Regions from separate parts of the Homo sapiens genome. Here region 2 is linked to region 1. A link is a loop called in an ENCODE intact Hi-C map of the cell type or tissue named here. Cell type or tissue: B cell. All regions are shown on one strand.

Region 1 (8,000 bases):
ACCAAGCCCAGCTAATTTTTGTATTTTTAGTAGAGACGGGGCTTCACCGTCTTGGCCAGGCTGGTCTCCATCTCCTGACCTCGTGATCTACCCAAAGTGTTGGGATTACAGGCGTGAGCCACTGTACCTGGCCCATTTAAGGAAGTTTTTAATACAAAGTTTACCAAGTCATTATTTTCTCCTTCCTTCAGATTAGTCCTAATGAGTTAGAATTTACTATAGTGTATGTGGGTTTTTAATTTTCTTTTTATCATTATATTCTGGTATTTTAAATTTTTAATAGGATAGGAGGTTCTAGAGATATTACATTGGCTTTGTGAAGTATAGACATATGGTTGGGCTCTGAGTATTGGCACCCTAATGCCCATCACCATTTCTAGGCATCTCTTCATAATTCTTTCAGAAAGCAAGACCATTTGCCAACTTTAGGAATGTGCTACAAGGGAATATTCTGAAACAAAAACCAAAAAACCCCAGTAGCACTATGAGATTCTGTTTTCTGAAAGATTTGGGAAGAAGGGTAAAGAGTTTAATCTGTCAGGGTTATAAGAGGGGAAAAAAACTTGATGGAATGTGAGAAAGATTTATAAAATTGAACATATACTAAACGAAATTGGTTCTTAACCTTAGCCCCTCCTCCCAAATCCTGCAGAAACAATTGGGAAGAGACAGTGATTGACGTGTTGGGAGAAGTCAGAGAGTAGCCTCGGCCTTCCCCCATTTCTGGTGGGAAAGTTGCTGGCTTAGTAGGAACCATGTGATTACATGGCTTTTAGGGAAAGACAATGTATCCTTAAAAAAAAAAACATTTCATGGATTTTCCTTATAAGTTTTCAACTTTTTGTCTTCCTTTTGTATAGCAAATCCAGTTTGCTGATGACATGCAGGAGTTCACCAAATTCCCCACCAAAACTGGCCGAAGATCTTTGTCTCGCTCGATCTCACAGTCCTCCACTGACAGCTACAGTTCAGGTAGGTGTGAATGAACTCCATGTCCTCTCTAATCTCTCTTCCCTGTTTGCTACCAGTGCTCTTCACTTAGCAATCTGAAAATACCTCATGTTATGACTGCCCACCTTTGTGCTGAAAACTGTTAGTGGCTGGGCAGTGGGAATGTTCTGCAGCCAAGCTAGTAGCTGGGGAAGCTTTTGTCGACTCGAGACTTTCTTCCCCCTGGCTGTCTGTGTGTGTGGTCTGTGGCCAGTGCCCAGTTGGTAGGACTGGGCTAGTTCCCATTCCCACATTGATCCGCCCATTTCAAAAGGAAGAAATCAATGCTATTTTGGCTGACAGAATTGGACTTAAAAAAGAAGTGCATTTTGAAGCACGATTTCTTTGTGTAAAATATACCCTGTCACCTATCTCTTTCTTTCTTGTCTCCAAGACTGCTTAGATTGTAACAATAAAATTAGTATTTTGGCTTCTCTTATTTATTAGGTTATTCTTTCTGTTGGAATATCCTCCCCTGTTAGACTCTGGAGCAGGAAAGATTCAGACTACTGTAATGTAACTCCAGCTCTGTTTCTTTTTAGTTCTCTCCTCCTGTCTTAACTCTCTGTAAATAAAGTCTTTTTCTGTTTTGTATTGTGTCTTTCCCAACTATAGAGCATGTATTAGAAAATTAGCATGGAAAAGAATATAGAATCTTGGCAGATGAATACAGGAGAAAACATTAGGGACATCTAATGGGGCATCCAATACAACCTTGTCATTGTTTAACTGAAGACTCATTGTTAAAAGATTAAGAGGTTACAGATTGCTATTAATGTCAGCAGAGATATTTGTACCAAAAGCCATTCATTGTCCTTTGCCAGAATACCTTTTGCATTGTATTATCAACATTAAGGATTAACATAAATGAAAAGCTGTTATATATGATCCTGGAGTGACAGATAAAAAGTGGTGTGTGACAAGCAGGCTAACTGTAGCCAAGAAAGAAGAAAAATTAATTGTGAAAAATTGAGTTATGAGAGGAAGAACGATAAAACGACTGAAGAAGGCTTTTAAAAAGTCTTCAAAGATCTTGACGGCCATGTTACAGAAATGTATTAGAGCCTTTTAAAAAGCTTAGTGATATGGTTAAAATGTCATAGTGGGGAAGATAATCTTTAGTAGTATTTGTGTTAGCTGGACAGGAGGAGGACCTGTACATAGAAGTCAGTCAGTGAGAGAGTCCAGGTATACTAGCAGAAACCGTGATGAGGAAAGTACTCAATTCAGAGAGGAAAGAAGTGATTTGAGAGGTAAGGAATGATTGTTGTATATCCTCTTGCATATCTGTCAGATAAGTGGTATTTTTAGCTTTTATGTGAAACCACTTTTTAAAGTTGATCATTTTGACAGACTTTCCCAGGGCTATCAGTAGAACCAGAGCTGTTTGCCTTTTGTGCCATTTCTTTCTTTCTCTATTCCTTGAGCACAACTTAGTGTAAAATCCCTTGTAAGACTATCTTATCACTTTTGTCTATATCCATGGTTCTCAAAGTGTGATCCTCTGACTAGCAGCATCAGCAACACCTGGTAACTTGTTGGAACTACTAATGCTTAGGTGCCACTCCATACCTGCCAGATGGGAAACTGGCCACAGGGTCTAGCAATATATGTTTTAACAAACCTTCCATGTGATCCTGATAGATGCTTGAATTTGAGAACCAGTGATCTATAGAAATAGCATTCCTTATCTGCCCTAAATTATTCTTCTGTTTTTGCCAGGTCTGGTTCCAATCCAGATGGGACCAAGTACCTCTATTATCTGGGATTACTATAGCTGCAGGTTTATAATCAGTGGTCCCTTGTCATAGGCACTAATAGCACAGTATTGTTAGGGTGGGTGAAAGAGCTGCAACATGGAAGTACCCACAACAGTTTCATTCATACCACCTATTAGAACCTAGAGGAGCAGAACTGAGAGCGTTGTAAAAGGTAGCTCCAATTAAGGGTGTTCCCTTAACTTAAATGAAAGTCCCTTGGGGACTGCACTCTGTAGAGTTGGGGACCACTGAGGTTTTTCTATCCTTGTTTTTTTCTTTCCTGGCTCTAGCTGCATCCTACACAGATAGCTCTGATGATGAGGTTTCTCCCCGAGAGAAGCAGCAAACCAACTCCAAGGGCAGCAGCAATTTCTGTGTGAAGAACATCAAGCAGGCAGAATTTGGACGCCGGGAGATTGAGATTGCAGAGCAAGGTAAAGAAAGGGAGTGGGTTAGGGGACCAGAAACAACCCTCTTGTTGGCCATCAGAATCCACAAACAACTTAAGACTTGAAAGCTGACTTGAAAGTGTACTGGGAAGAAAGACAGTATTATGGACTTTCGGATAAACACTTCTCTCTCTATGGAACTTAAGTCTTGGGATTTTGTTCTCTCTTCCTTCTGTTCTCAGCATGTGGTGATTACACACAGAGTAGTTTCTGTTTTCCTCCTTGCCCCACCCCACCACTGTATTCAAAGATCTACATGGCAGAATTGACAAGTCCTAGATCACTACGTGGTAGTTGGTTATATGGGATCTTACTATAGCTGCCAATGGCAGAGACCCAGATTGCCCAGAAGCAGCTGATGAGGAAGGGTTTTAAGGTAAGGATGTGGTGACCTAGAGTCTTGTTTGGTCCTGAGCACCCTCTGCTGGAGCAGAGTAAAAGTGACTGACAGTTAAATCTTGGTTTCTCTACCCCAGCCACTCCCAGTAAGGTCCTCTTTACTCTTGTGTTGTTTACACATTGAAGGCATGTTCTATACTGAGAGAGAATAGAGAAACCAAACAGACTGACAGGACATGGTAAGACAGCATAGAAAAACAGAAGTTAGTGGTTTCGGCTGAGGGTACAGTCTTTCTGGTCTGATGATTATATATAGGAATCTATTAGCCAATGCCTTAACTATTTTCCTCTCTTCCCAAATGAATGATGAGACTCACCCTTCATTTTGATCAGTTTTAAGGATTTACTTCATTCTCTGTTCAGTCCTCTGTGTATAAAGCTGAAGCAGTAGAGGAAGAGAGAAACTCCAAGTGGTTGCATGACTGCTCTCCACTATTACTGTGCCGTTGAAGCTGCCAGTCGTCATGGAAATAGGCTTAAAGTTTTTCTGCCTCATCTCACCATATCTCAACAGATCCAGACCAGCCCTGGGGCAGGAACTGATGATACTGCTAGTGCAGACCTAGCTCAAATCCTCTGTTCTTTCACAGACATGTCTGCTCTGATTTCACTCAGGAAACGTGCTCAGGGGGAGAAGCCCTTGGCTGGTGCTAAAATAGTGGGCTGTACACACATCACAGCCCAGACAGCGGTGAGTTTGTTGGAAGAAAAGAGGGACTTCTGATAAGGGGAAGAAAGAAATCAATTTTTTTTTTTTCACTTTTCCTTTCCTAACTCGCCAACCTCCAAATGCTAACTATTAATAGGATCTCCCTGTTACACAATAATGGGGTTTTCTGGGTTTTTTTTTAATATGTAAACCCACTTTCAGCAAACTTGACCTAGGAAAGTCTAGATTTGCAAACATATGATTGTTATAAAATGTTATAAAGACTTTTAGAAACCTATGTTTTATGCAAAGTTAAATACCAGTGCACCACCTCGCTGGAGTACACCCTTTTGTAACTTTCCAGTGTAGCACCTGTTGGTGCAGAGTTGATAGGTATTGCTATCTTGATGAGGCTTGCTCTCCATTCCTGGGTGGCCCTTCTCTTCCTCACCCTGTCTTCCTACACTTCTACACAGGTGTTGATTGAGACACTCTGTGCCCTGGGGGCTCAGTGCCGCTGGTCTGCTTGTAACATCTACTCAACTCAGAATGAAGTAGCTGCAGCACTGGCTGAGGCTGGTAAGTTCGGTTTTTTCCCACCAACTTTGCCCCAAAATAGTTATCCAAACATATAACTTTTTTGTATCAAAATTGTCATTACAATATCATATATGTCTAGAGGCTATAAAATTGTGCATGATAAAAACCTCAACAGGAAGAAAGTGGATAATAAAATTAAGATGGATATCCATGGTGGAATATTATGTAGTCATTAAAAATGGCCTTTGAAAATAATCTAATGGCATGGGGTCATGCCCAGTTCTAGTGTTAGTTGAACGAGGAAGAATGTTAAACTATATAAGTGCCATCAATTTTGTGAGAGAGCACAAGTAAGAAGTACCTTTCATATTGATAGTGCATTAAATAATTTGGTATTCAGTATGGCATTGAAAATATATGAGCTATTTGTGAGTTTAATTAAACGTAAAATAATTTTTTATTATTCAGGCCAGGCCTGGTGGCCCACGCCTATAATCCCAGCACTTTGGGAGGCCGAGGCGGGCAGATCACTTGAGGCCAAGAGTTCAAGAACGGTCTGGCCAACATGGTGAAACCCCACCTCTACTAAAAATACAAAAGTTAGCCGGGAGTGGTGGTGTGCGCCTGTAATCTCAGCTACTCAGGAGGCTGAGGTAGGAGAACCACTTGAACCTGGGAGGCAGAGGCTGCAGTGAGCCGAGATCATGCCACTGCACTGCAGCCTGGGCGACAGAGTGAAACTCCATCTCAAAAATTAATAACAATAATAATAATTTTTATTATTCAAATATTCAGAAGAAAATCACCGTGAAGTTTCTTTGAGGACCTCTCATCTTTCTTTCTTTTTTTTTTTTTCTTAAGATGGAGTCTTACTCTGTTGCCCAGGCTGGAGTGCAATGGCGCAGTCTCGGCTCACTGCAACCCCTGCCTCCTGGGTTCAAGTGATTCTCATGCCTCAGCCTCCTGAGTAGCTGGGATTGCAGTGGCATGCCACCACACCCAGCTAATTTTTGTATTTTTAGTAGAGATGGGGTTTCACCATGTTGGCCAGGCTGGTCTCGAACTCCTGACCTCAAGTGATCTGCCTGCCTTGGCCTCCCAAAGTGCTGGGATTACAGGCGTGAGACACCACACCCAGCCGGACCTCTCATCTTTTTAAGATCCTCAGAAAGCAACTTTATAATACTTTTGGGTTTTTTTGTTTATTCTTTTCTGATAAGTGTTCACTGCAAAAAATTTAGGAAGTTCCCCAAAACCCTACAATCCCACTACATAGAGTATTTGATTAATGTTTTTCCTTTTCCTTTCTTCTACTTTACATAAATTCTAATATGTATACAGTTTTATAACCTAAATACAATATTTTCAGACGTAGTTTTCCATGTCACTGAAAACTTTGACAGCATCATTTGTAATAGTCATTCATATGGCTATGTGATTTCACCTCACTATTTTCCTAATGGAGAACATTTAGGTTGTTTCAAGATGTTTACTAATATCAATAATGCTCCAGTTAACAACTTTTATTAATTCCCACTTCATTTTATCTCCTTCTAAGTATAAAATTAGTCCAGAGAAAGGAACACTTTAAGGTTCCAAACTACTTTTAAAGCAAAAATTCCTTAATTTCTTAACCTAATTAATTTCTGAACCAAAAGTGATTCTTTGACTTTTGGCTCTGAATTTTTTCCCTTCTGAAATTGTTTCTTTTGCCTTTTTCTCTTCACATGGATCTCAGAAAGTGATTTGGTACAGGACACTCCTCAAAGGAGGAATCAGCTGATTCATTTCTGTCTCTACAGGAGTTGCAGTGTTCGCTTGGAAGGGCGAGTCAGAAGATGACTTCTGGTGGTGTATTGACCGCTGTGTGAACATGGATGGGTGGCAGGCCAACATGGTAATAATGCATATACATCCTACACTTTGACAATAGATTTATTTCCTTTTTTTCCCTCAAAGCATGGTTCCCTAAATATGTTTTGGATGTTTGGTCTTATGCACTGACTTTGTTGCTAAAGTGTTTAGCTTGATACCTATTCAGAATGGGTCTGAGTACTGAATGGAAAGGTGGGGGAAGGGTAAGACTAGCTGAACACATGGCTCAAACACACCAGAACAAAATAGTGGTGCTTCTTTGGAGTAGGATTCTGCTTTCTTTCCTTCCTGCCCCAGTTCTCCTTTTGCATTCAAAGGGGCTATATATTTCAAGACTCTAGACTAAAAATGAGTCTGTGATTAGCTTAATACTCATCACTGTAGCCTAAAGCAAACCTAGGAATCCTTTTAACCATTTTACACCAACAAATTTGACTGTATTTCCACTCTCTAAGCCTGCTCTAGGGAGCTCTGAGGAGTACTCTTCCAAAACATACAGGGCTCTCTTACTAGTACAGAAAGTGGGTTCAAAGTTCCCCCCAGCCCTAGCAGCCTGAATGCCCATAGAAGTCTTCTGGCTGTTCTATAGATCCTGGATGATGGGGGAGACTTAACCCACTGGGTTTATAAGAAGTATCCAAACGTGTTTAAGAAGATCCGAGGCATTGTGGAAGAGAGCGTGACTGGTGTTCACAGGTAACAGATTCTGGAGTAGCTGCCCCTTGTGTCCTTGCCTCAGCAAACTCTCCTGGTCTCTGTTAGGCTTTAGGACTGTGTTTCAGACTTATAACTAAATGGGAATATCTTCATTAGATAAAATTTTGAGTTTTTACTTTTGAAAAATCAAGTTGATCCTAGAAGGAAGTTATTTCAGGTTCTAGTTCATACATTTTTCTCTCCCATTTACTCCATTGAGTGATTCTCAACTAGTGTTGAGGGGCGGGTAGGGAATAAATGTATCTTGAAAAACTGTATTCAATATTGTATTATCATTTTATATTTGAAATATGAAAAACAATCCTATTGTAAAACTACATGTTATACACACTACAAAAAGTAAAACTGGGCAAAATATTCTTGGCTTGTTGGAATACTGAAAAGATATCTGAAAGAGTGTTTCTTGGGGGCACATTGCGCATGCTTACTCACACACACACGGAACCATATCAGAATCATTGATAGTCTTTGTTTATCAGAAGTAGGCATGGGTTTCTATTGAAAAATGCTGATCAAAGGAAATAACACTCCCTATAAAGGGAAGAGAAGTACATTTCTTCAATTGAAAGGCTTTTTTTTTTCTTCCAAAAAAGGGGTAAAGGGAGAAGAAAATGAAAAGAA
Region 2 (8,000 bases), 240 kb before region 1:
GAGGAACCCTGCTAGGGACCAGAAGCTCATCACCTCCCCAGCAATGCGGGCCATGGAGGGGGCTCTCCATCGCACAGAGGAAGTGGTTCAGCGTCAGGAACACTGGGTGTGAATCCTATCTCTGGCTCTTAGCCATGTGGCCTTGGAACCTGAGTTCTCTGAACTTCGAGTTCATCCTTTGTCAAAAGGGATGATGATGACTGCATGGTTTATATAAGACAACTTGGTCACATGTCTGGAGCAGGGGAGGGGCTCCATAAACAGCCTCCTGAAAGTCGACCTCCCTGTAAAGACTTCCTCTGCTGCTAGCCATCCCTGTGCCACCCAGAATAGATCTGATCCCTCTGAGGCACCTCTTCCCCAGGCAGGCTTTCCCCAGCTCTTCTGCCACCCTGGATAGCAGGCTGCCCAGGCTCACTGCATCTTCATCTCTCTAGAGTAGTTTCTCAAATGCCTGGCTCCATGGGACTGCCTGGGAAGCCTGGTTAAGAATGTAAAGTTCTAGACTCTATCCATGGAGAGTCTGATTTAGGAGTTCCAGGAAGGAGCCCCAGAATCTAAATATTTATAATCTCCCAGTGGTTCTAATGGGAGCCCGTGCTCTACCCGCTTCCAGTTGGCAATGTCCTGTCTTAAGTGTCACCCAGAAGTGACCAGTGCCAGGCTGCCACCCGACCAGCTTGAACCTGAGAAGTCATCCCTCCAGCTGCCCCTGCTCTCCCCACCCAGCCTCCTGGGTGCCCCGGGGGTGTGCTGTGCCACAGCCAGGCAGTGCCACTCCAGAGACTCTTGCTCTACAGTGCTCTCCCTGAAAGTGGGCAGCAGCTGGAGCCAGGAGCCCTGGCCTCCCCAACTCTGCCCCTCAGTGGATTCTGTGCCAGGAATATTTGTCCATATAGACACCTATGCAGACAGACCAAAGGGCTCCCAGAAGGAGCTGGTGAGCTTGGCCTGTGGCTCTGCAGACCTTCCCATCAGGCTGAAGGGGTCCCGCCCTGCGAAGAACATAGGCCACCAAAGATCTTGCCCTGAGAGGCCTACCCAGAATTCCAGAACTGTCCCCAGTGGATGTAGGCAGCTGTGGAACAGTGGGTAGGGGACCGCCCCTCCACCAGTGATCTGAGATCCAGAGGCCCTCAGAGAAAATGCCGGGACTCTCCAGCCCCAGGGCAGCTGGGAGACCATGGGGAGGACGGTGACCTCTGTGATTCAAGGCAGGCATCCACTGTGTCTGGCCCTTCAGTCCTCTCAGAATGTGGCCCTCTGGACTGGACGGGGCCGAGAGAGACCCACCATCCCTCAATTCCCGACTCCCTGAGGCCATCCCTCAGACAGGGTGCTCACAGCCAGCCAAGGCAGGCCCTGTCTCAACTGGCCAGCTCTGACCATTAGAACATTCTTCCTTAGGCCAAGCTCAGACCTGCATTCCTGGAGCGTCCCTGCAATGTGCCCCTCTCTGACGGCAAGCCCTTCAGATATTTAGAGATGGTATCACGCCCTCCTGGAGCTGCCCAGAGACCATCAGAGCCAGAGCCCCTGGGTTCAAATTAAACTCTTGGAACCTCAGTTTCCTCATCTATGAAATGGAGACAACCATGGCCTCTATTTATGGAACGCACGCCCTGGCCAGGCATTGCATTAAGCATGCCACGTGCCTAGCACATAGACATTTATTAAGGCTTCCAGATCCTTGGCCAGACGAGTGGCACTGGTTCCTGGCTGTCTGCGGAGAGGTGCCGGCTCCCTCTGCTGGAAATAGTGAGTCGCAGTCAGGACGGGAGAGGACAACGTAGAACTGCACTCTGGGTGGGAGGGACCTCAGAGATGACCTGGCCCAACATGGTGTTTTACAGATGAGGAAACTGAGGCCAAGGGTGGCCGCCTCACTGGATGACCTCTTTGAAGTTTGCCTGTGTGGGTCCCAGATTGGGGCACTCTCTCCTGCCCCCCAACCATGTGCTGCAGAGAGGAGCTGGGCAGTTTGGTTCTAATGGGCTCCCTGACTTCTGAACCTCACTTTCCATTCCAGCCCACCTCATCCCTCTGGGACTACTGGGTGGAGTGTTGGGAAGGACACCGCCAGGATGCAGGCACAGGGCAGGGGCAGGGGCTCCAGCTGTGCACTTCCTTCCCCCAGCAAGCTGCAGTTCCAGGGAAGGTCCTGAGGGCAAGGCAGGAGGTCAGGAGGGTGGGGCGTCAGGAGGGCTGGGCTGTGGCATCCACCCACCCACACCATGCCTGGGAAGGACAGAGCCCACAGAGCTGGGGTCTCCCAGCCGGTGCCACTCGGGGAAGCGAAAGGGAGCTGCACAGACATCTAGGTCCAGGCTGCATTTGCTCATCCAGCTGGTAATATGACTGATGGGTAGAGAGGTCCAAAGGGACTTCCAGTGGGGACACTGGCAGACTTGGAAGATTCTGGAAACTTGTAGCTTCTCCGTGCTTGCTGTTCATGGTACTAGCTCTCTGCTAGGAGCTATGTGATGTGCTTTATGGTTATTATTTTTCTTTTCTTTTTTGAGATGGCGTCTTGCTCTGTCACCCAGGCTGGAGTGCAGTGACGTGATCACGGCTCAAGTGATCCTTCCACCTCAGCTTCCTGAGTAGTTAGGACTAGAAGGGTGTACCACCACACCCAGCTAATTTTAAACTTTTTTGTAGAGACAGGATCTTGCTATGTTGCCTAGGCTAGTCTTGAACTCCTGGCCTCAAACGATCCTCCTGCCTTGGCCTCCCAAACTGCTGGCATGACAGGCATGAGTCACTGTTCCCGGCCTCTTTTCAATAATACTACAACGTAGGTATTATTAGGTCCATTTCATGAATGGGGAAACTGAGGCTTGGAGATTTAAAGAAATGGTCAGGTATCTAGAAGAGCTGTCATGAGCCCATGTCCTCTGACGTGAATGCCTTTTCACTAACTGCATTGCCTCTCATCTGTTCTTGTCTCTGTACCCTCAGTGAATAGCCATGGAGCTCCTAAAAAGAATGGGACCTTTCACTTGACCTCCCTTCTCTCCCTTGCCTACTGCCCCTGAGCGAGTGCTTCAGCTACAGTCTGGGAGCCGAAGATGCCTGTGTTTGATGCCTCCAGCACCCTGTCTCTGCATCTTGAATCCAGCCACGTGACCATCTCTTGCCCACCTTTGGCCAATGTCCCTGAGACATTTCAAGTGCATCATGCTGCAGACTGGTGTTGCTGTCTCCACAATACCGCGCTTCCCCTGTGTCCCCATCTCAGTCTTTGGTCCCACTATCCACTTCCCACATGCAGCCATTGAGTCCTCTATTTTTCTTCCTTAAATCTCCAGAATCTGCTGACAGTTTTACTTCTCTGTTATTATTGCTTTAATTCAGACCCCCCCCCCCACAATCCTTTACCCCTTATTCCCCCACACCCTCCCGAGCCTTTCCTGCCATCTCCTTTCCAGGGGATACTCCCTTCTGAGCTCTCTCCAGCTCTGCCCAACAGAGTTTTCTAAAATTCCAATCTGCACATGTCACTCCCTGGCTTATAAATCCTTCAGTTGCTCCCATGCTTTAAAAGAAAATCATACACCTTGACTTTGCACATGGCATTTGAGCTCTGCCTCTGCTGGTTACCAGGTCTCACCCTTCTGCTGCAAACCCAGACACAAAGACAACCCAAAGCTCCCTGAAGGCACCTGCAGCACTTTGCCTCTCCACACCTTGCTGCTGCGTCGGCCTCCCTGCTTTCTTTGCTTGGCCAAAGCCTCATCTTCCCTGCCATCTCACCTCAAACATCTCTGCCTCTAGAAGGCTCCCTGGACTCCCCTCACCCCTCAGCTGGTTTGGCGGTTGTGATCTGAGATAGCACACCTCTTCTTATATCTCTGTCCAAAACCTTAATGTAAGACATTGGTGAATACCTTAATTTTCTCTTCCACTAAGTGATGTTACTTTGAGCAGGTTTTATGTCTTTTTTGTGGGATACCCACAGTCAGGCCAGTGCCTGGCACCTAATAGGTGATTGCTGAGTCAGTGAACAAGTAAACAAATGAATGAAGAAGGTAGAAAGGAAACAGAAGTTAGGAGGGCAGAAGTGGCTGGGAATGGAGACAGTGGCCTGGAAACCTCCTGGAGGAGGGGTCAGCATCCCTTGGTCACAAATTTCTCTCCTACCTGGCTGCACATTAGGGGGACTCTCCGCTCTTTCCTGCCTCTCCCTGGCAGACTAGTGACTCCTGGACACCAGTAGTGGGAAGGCAAGGGGCCTGGAGGCTGGTCAGAGACCCACACAGAGACCATCCTTTTCCCTTCCCAAGGGACGCTGCCAGCCTCTGCAAGAAGACTACCCAAAGGCTGGTGGATGGCATGGAAACATGAGTGCTGGAATGCGATCGCCTTTCCCGCCCAGCACTGATTATGCACCATCTGTGTTCTGGGGCCTGTGCTGAAACTCTGAGCTTGTGCACATTCCAATGTGATGCCATCCTTTGGCTTAGTTTCAGATGAGACTAGGGTGGGCACAAGCCACAGGTGGCAAGATTGAGCTCTAGGCAATGAGTGCCAGGGGACAAAGGTGAGGATGCCGGGGCTGCACAGTCAGCAAGGAGGTGGACTGAGTCTTGAAGCAGAGTGGAAAGGCAAGGGCATTGCTGGCAAGAGGGATGGCCTTTGTAGAGGCTGGAGGTCAGGACACACAGGGACAAAGAACAGCTGGATTACCTGGGCCTGAGGCTTTGGGATGGAGTGGTAGGAAATAAATTTGGAAAGAGTCATTGGAACCAGGTCCTGGAGGAATTTGCTAGGCCAAAGAGTTTGAACTTGAACCAGAAAGATGAACTGTGAGGCTGGGGTGGATCCCATGGGGCCAGCCAGGTAGCCCTTGGCTGCTTCTTCCCTGCCTTTCCAGTTAAGGAGCCATTCCCTGCAATGGCCAGCAGGGGGCAGAACAAGCTCACGTTCCCTTAGCCCAGGCCTTCCTGTCAGGGCTCAGTGTCCAGGGAGAGACCTGGGGTGGGTGTCCCTTGGAGAGTGGGGAGGAGCACCAGGCACAGAGGAAACAGGCCAGCTGTGCATAGATGGGGGACCCGGGGAGGCTGGCTAGTCTGTGGCCATTGAAGCTGCGTGGTCTGGTGACCCGACCTGGACAGCCCTGGGGTGAGCATCCACCCTTCCTGGGCCTAGGCTCCCTGGCACTAGCACAGCTTTCCAACTGTGCCCCCTTGTCTTTGCTTTCCCCAGCTTCTCCTTCCCAGTAGAAGAACCCTCGTTCCCATGAGGTGTCTGAATTGGGCCTCCCGGCTCCCCAGCTCCTTTAGAATCAAACCAAATCTAGGAATGTGGCTAAAGAGAGTCTCTTTCCTCTGCTCAGTCCCTTCCCTGGAGAGGATGAGGGAAGGTTTTCGGGCTGATGACAAGGTATGCATGTGGGTGTTTGACTAGCATTATTCAGCAGCTTCTGTGCTAAGGACAGGGACATGAAGACAGAAGTGCATTAGGCCAAGGCACCATTACACTCAGGGTCCCCAGCCCGCAGAGTAAACAACTCCGTGACTCAGCTGGCAATGGCTGGAAGGTGCTATGAACACAGTGCCGTGGACGCCCCGAAGAGGAGAGAACACCCCTGCACAGTGAGGACTGCAGAAGCTTTGACGAAGCTGCTACTGGATCTAGGCCTTGAAACATGGGTAGGATTTTACCAGATGGGGAAGAAGAAGGGGCATCTCCATTCAGGAACCAGCATGAGCAAAGGCACAGGAGTGGGGCTGTGTTTAGACAATATCAATGAACGGATACAGTTCTATATGCTTTTCCATGACCACTTGTTATATGACAAACATTGTGCTATGATATTTATATTATTTCCAATTTTCAAATCAACCCTTAAGGTGCTATGATCCCCTCTTTACAGATAAAGCATCTGAGGGTCAGAGAAATGGCATGAGAGCCCCGGTAAGGAGCATAGGAGCTGAAATGCTAGTCCCGGTCCCTGTGACTCCACTCTGCCTCCGTAAGATGGAAGTTAAGGAGTGTGCATGGCAGGGGTGGATGGGAAGGGCTGATGGTGCCACAAAGACCAGCAAAGTCCTTCTCTCCCAGGGGACGCTACCCTTGGCCCCAGCATCTCTGGCCAGACTGTAAGATCTTCTGGTCAGAAACCTTTTCTCAAACAGCTATTTGCCTTTTCACTTTTCCTTTTCCTTTTAGGAAGCAGTTCTTGTGCAAATTTCATTCTTGCGGGTCATAGATTTTGTCTGGGCCTGGGTCGCAGACAGAGAAGGAGGGGCCCTGAAATAGGGTGAAAGGAGGAGGGCCTGGGCCAGATCCCCAGGGGGCATCAACCTGCCCTTGCAAGCCTTGTGCTGGTATTTAAAGGTTGGCTTCCGGCCAGGTGCAATGGCTTACACCTATAATCCCAGCATTTTGGGAGGCTGAGGCAGGAGGATTGTTTGAGGTCAAGAGTTTGAGACCAGCCTGGGCAACAAAGTGAGACCCTGTATCTACAAAAAGAAAAAAAATTAGCCGGACATGGTGGCGCATGCTTGTAGTCCCAGCTACTCAGGAGGGTGAGGTGGGAGGATTGCTTGAGCCCAGGAGTTTGAGGCTGCAGTGAGCTGTGATCATGCCACTGCACTCCAGCCTGGGGGACAGCAAAAGACCCTGTCTCTAAAACAAATACATAAATAAAAACAAAGTTTGGCTTCTTTTCCCAGTCTCCATTTGTCTCCTCTGTCTGGGTGGGATGGAGTAGCTGAGAGGGCAGACCTCCTGCCACGAACGGACCTCTTCCAGATGGAAGAGAGGCCTGCTCCTCCAGGGCTCCCCTCCTCTGAACCACCTCCCTTCCTGGTCTCAGTAAAGCCATTCCCACATCTTCCAGTGGTCCCTGCGTTAGTCTGTTCAGGCTGCTATAGCGAAATAGCATAGACTGGGAAGTATACAAACAACAGAAATTTGTTTCTCACAGTTCTGGAGGCTGGGAGGTCCAAAATGAAGGTACCTGTAGATCTGGAGTCTGGTGGGGGCTTACTGTCTAATTCATAGAAGGCACCTTCTCACTGTGTCCTCACATGGTAGAAGGGCAACACAGCTCTCTGGCATCTCTTTTATAAGGGCACTAATCCATTTTATCAGAGCACTTACTCACCTCACAAAGGTCCCATCCCTAATACCATCGCCTTGGGGTTAAGGTTTTTTTTTTTTTTTTTTGAGACGGAGTCTTGCTGTGTCTCCCAGGCTGGAGTGCAGTGGTGTGATCTCAGCTCACTGCAAGCTCCGCCTCACGGGTTCCCGCCATTCTCCTGCCTCAGCCTCCCGAGTAGCTGGGACTACAGGTGCCCGCCACCACACCCGGCTAATAGAGACGGGGTTTCACCGTGTTAGCCAGGATGGGGGGTTAAGGTTTTAACATATGAATTTTGGGGAGACACAAACATTCAGACCATAGCCTTCTGCCCTGGCCCACCAAAATTTATGTCCTTCTCACATGAAAAGTATATTGATTTCATTTCAATAGTCCCAAATGTCTTACTCATTCTAGCATCAACTTTAAAGTTTAAATCCAAAGTCTCATGTAACTATCAAATAAAACAGATATAAGTGAGACTCAAGGTATTTGTCTCCAGCTATGAACCTGTGAAATCAAGCAAGTTATGTGCACTCAAAATACAATGGGGGAGATGGGTGGAGGATAGACATTCCCATTCCGAAAGGGAGCAATAGGAAGGAAAGAAGGGATACCAGGTCCCAACCAAATCCAAAACCCAACAGGGCAAACAACATGAAATCTCAAGGCTGGAGAATACTCTCTGGCTGATGCTCTGCCCTCTGGACACTGGGGTAGGGGTTGGGCCCTCAGAGCTCCAGGTGGCCCTGCCCCCATAGCTTTGCTGGGCACTGCCTATGTTCCATCTCTCACAGGTTGTAGTTGGGTGCCTGTGGCTCTCTCAGGCTGGAATTGCACGCTGGTGGGTCTATGGTCTGGGATCTTGGTGTTGGCCCACCCCCATGGCTCTATTAGGTATTGCCCTGTT

The links. Peaks named below come from ENCODE experiments on the same cell type or tissue, not always from the same donor. Only the 100,000 strongest peaks of a DNase experiment are listed, where the experiment ranks them.
Region 2: a loop joins it to region 1, with 30 times the contacts of the local background. A loop is called at or near these places in 19 of 110 quality-filtered maps.

What each region holds. Positions count from the first base shown.
Region 1 is chr1:110,008,174-110,016,173 of GRCh38, forward strand. AHCYL1 (adenosylhomocysteinase like 1) reads left to right here. Exons shown (of 17, transcript NM_006621.7): 2 at 861-972; 3 at 3,041-3,184; 4 at 4,189-4,289; 5 at 4,724-4,826; 6 at 6,590-6,684; 7 at 7,252-7,358. Among named protein-coding and RNA genes, the nearest start is that of STRIP1, 22 kb to the right of the region's middle. RefSeq lists an enhancer at 4,271-4,320. In B cell, CTCF peaks have their summits at 3,600 (motif pointing left) and 3,799; a DNase peak (open chromatin) is centred at 3,698; H3K4me3 peaks cover 1,392 bases; H3K27ac peaks cover 4,574 bases.
Region 2 is chr1:109,772,111-109,780,110 of GRCh38, forward strand. LOC124904258 (a long non-coding RNA gene) reads left to right here. Exons shown (of 2, transcript XR_007066303.1): 2 at 2,962-3,318. Among named protein-coding and RNA genes, the nearest start is that of EPS8L3, 12 kb to the left of the region's middle. RefSeq lists enhancers at 1-291, 4,797-5,091. In B cell, CTCF peaks have their summits at 1,722 (motif pointing left), 4,899 (motif pointing right) and 5,112; DNase peaks (open chromatin) are centred at 1,741 and 4,911; H3K27me3 peaks cover 797 bases.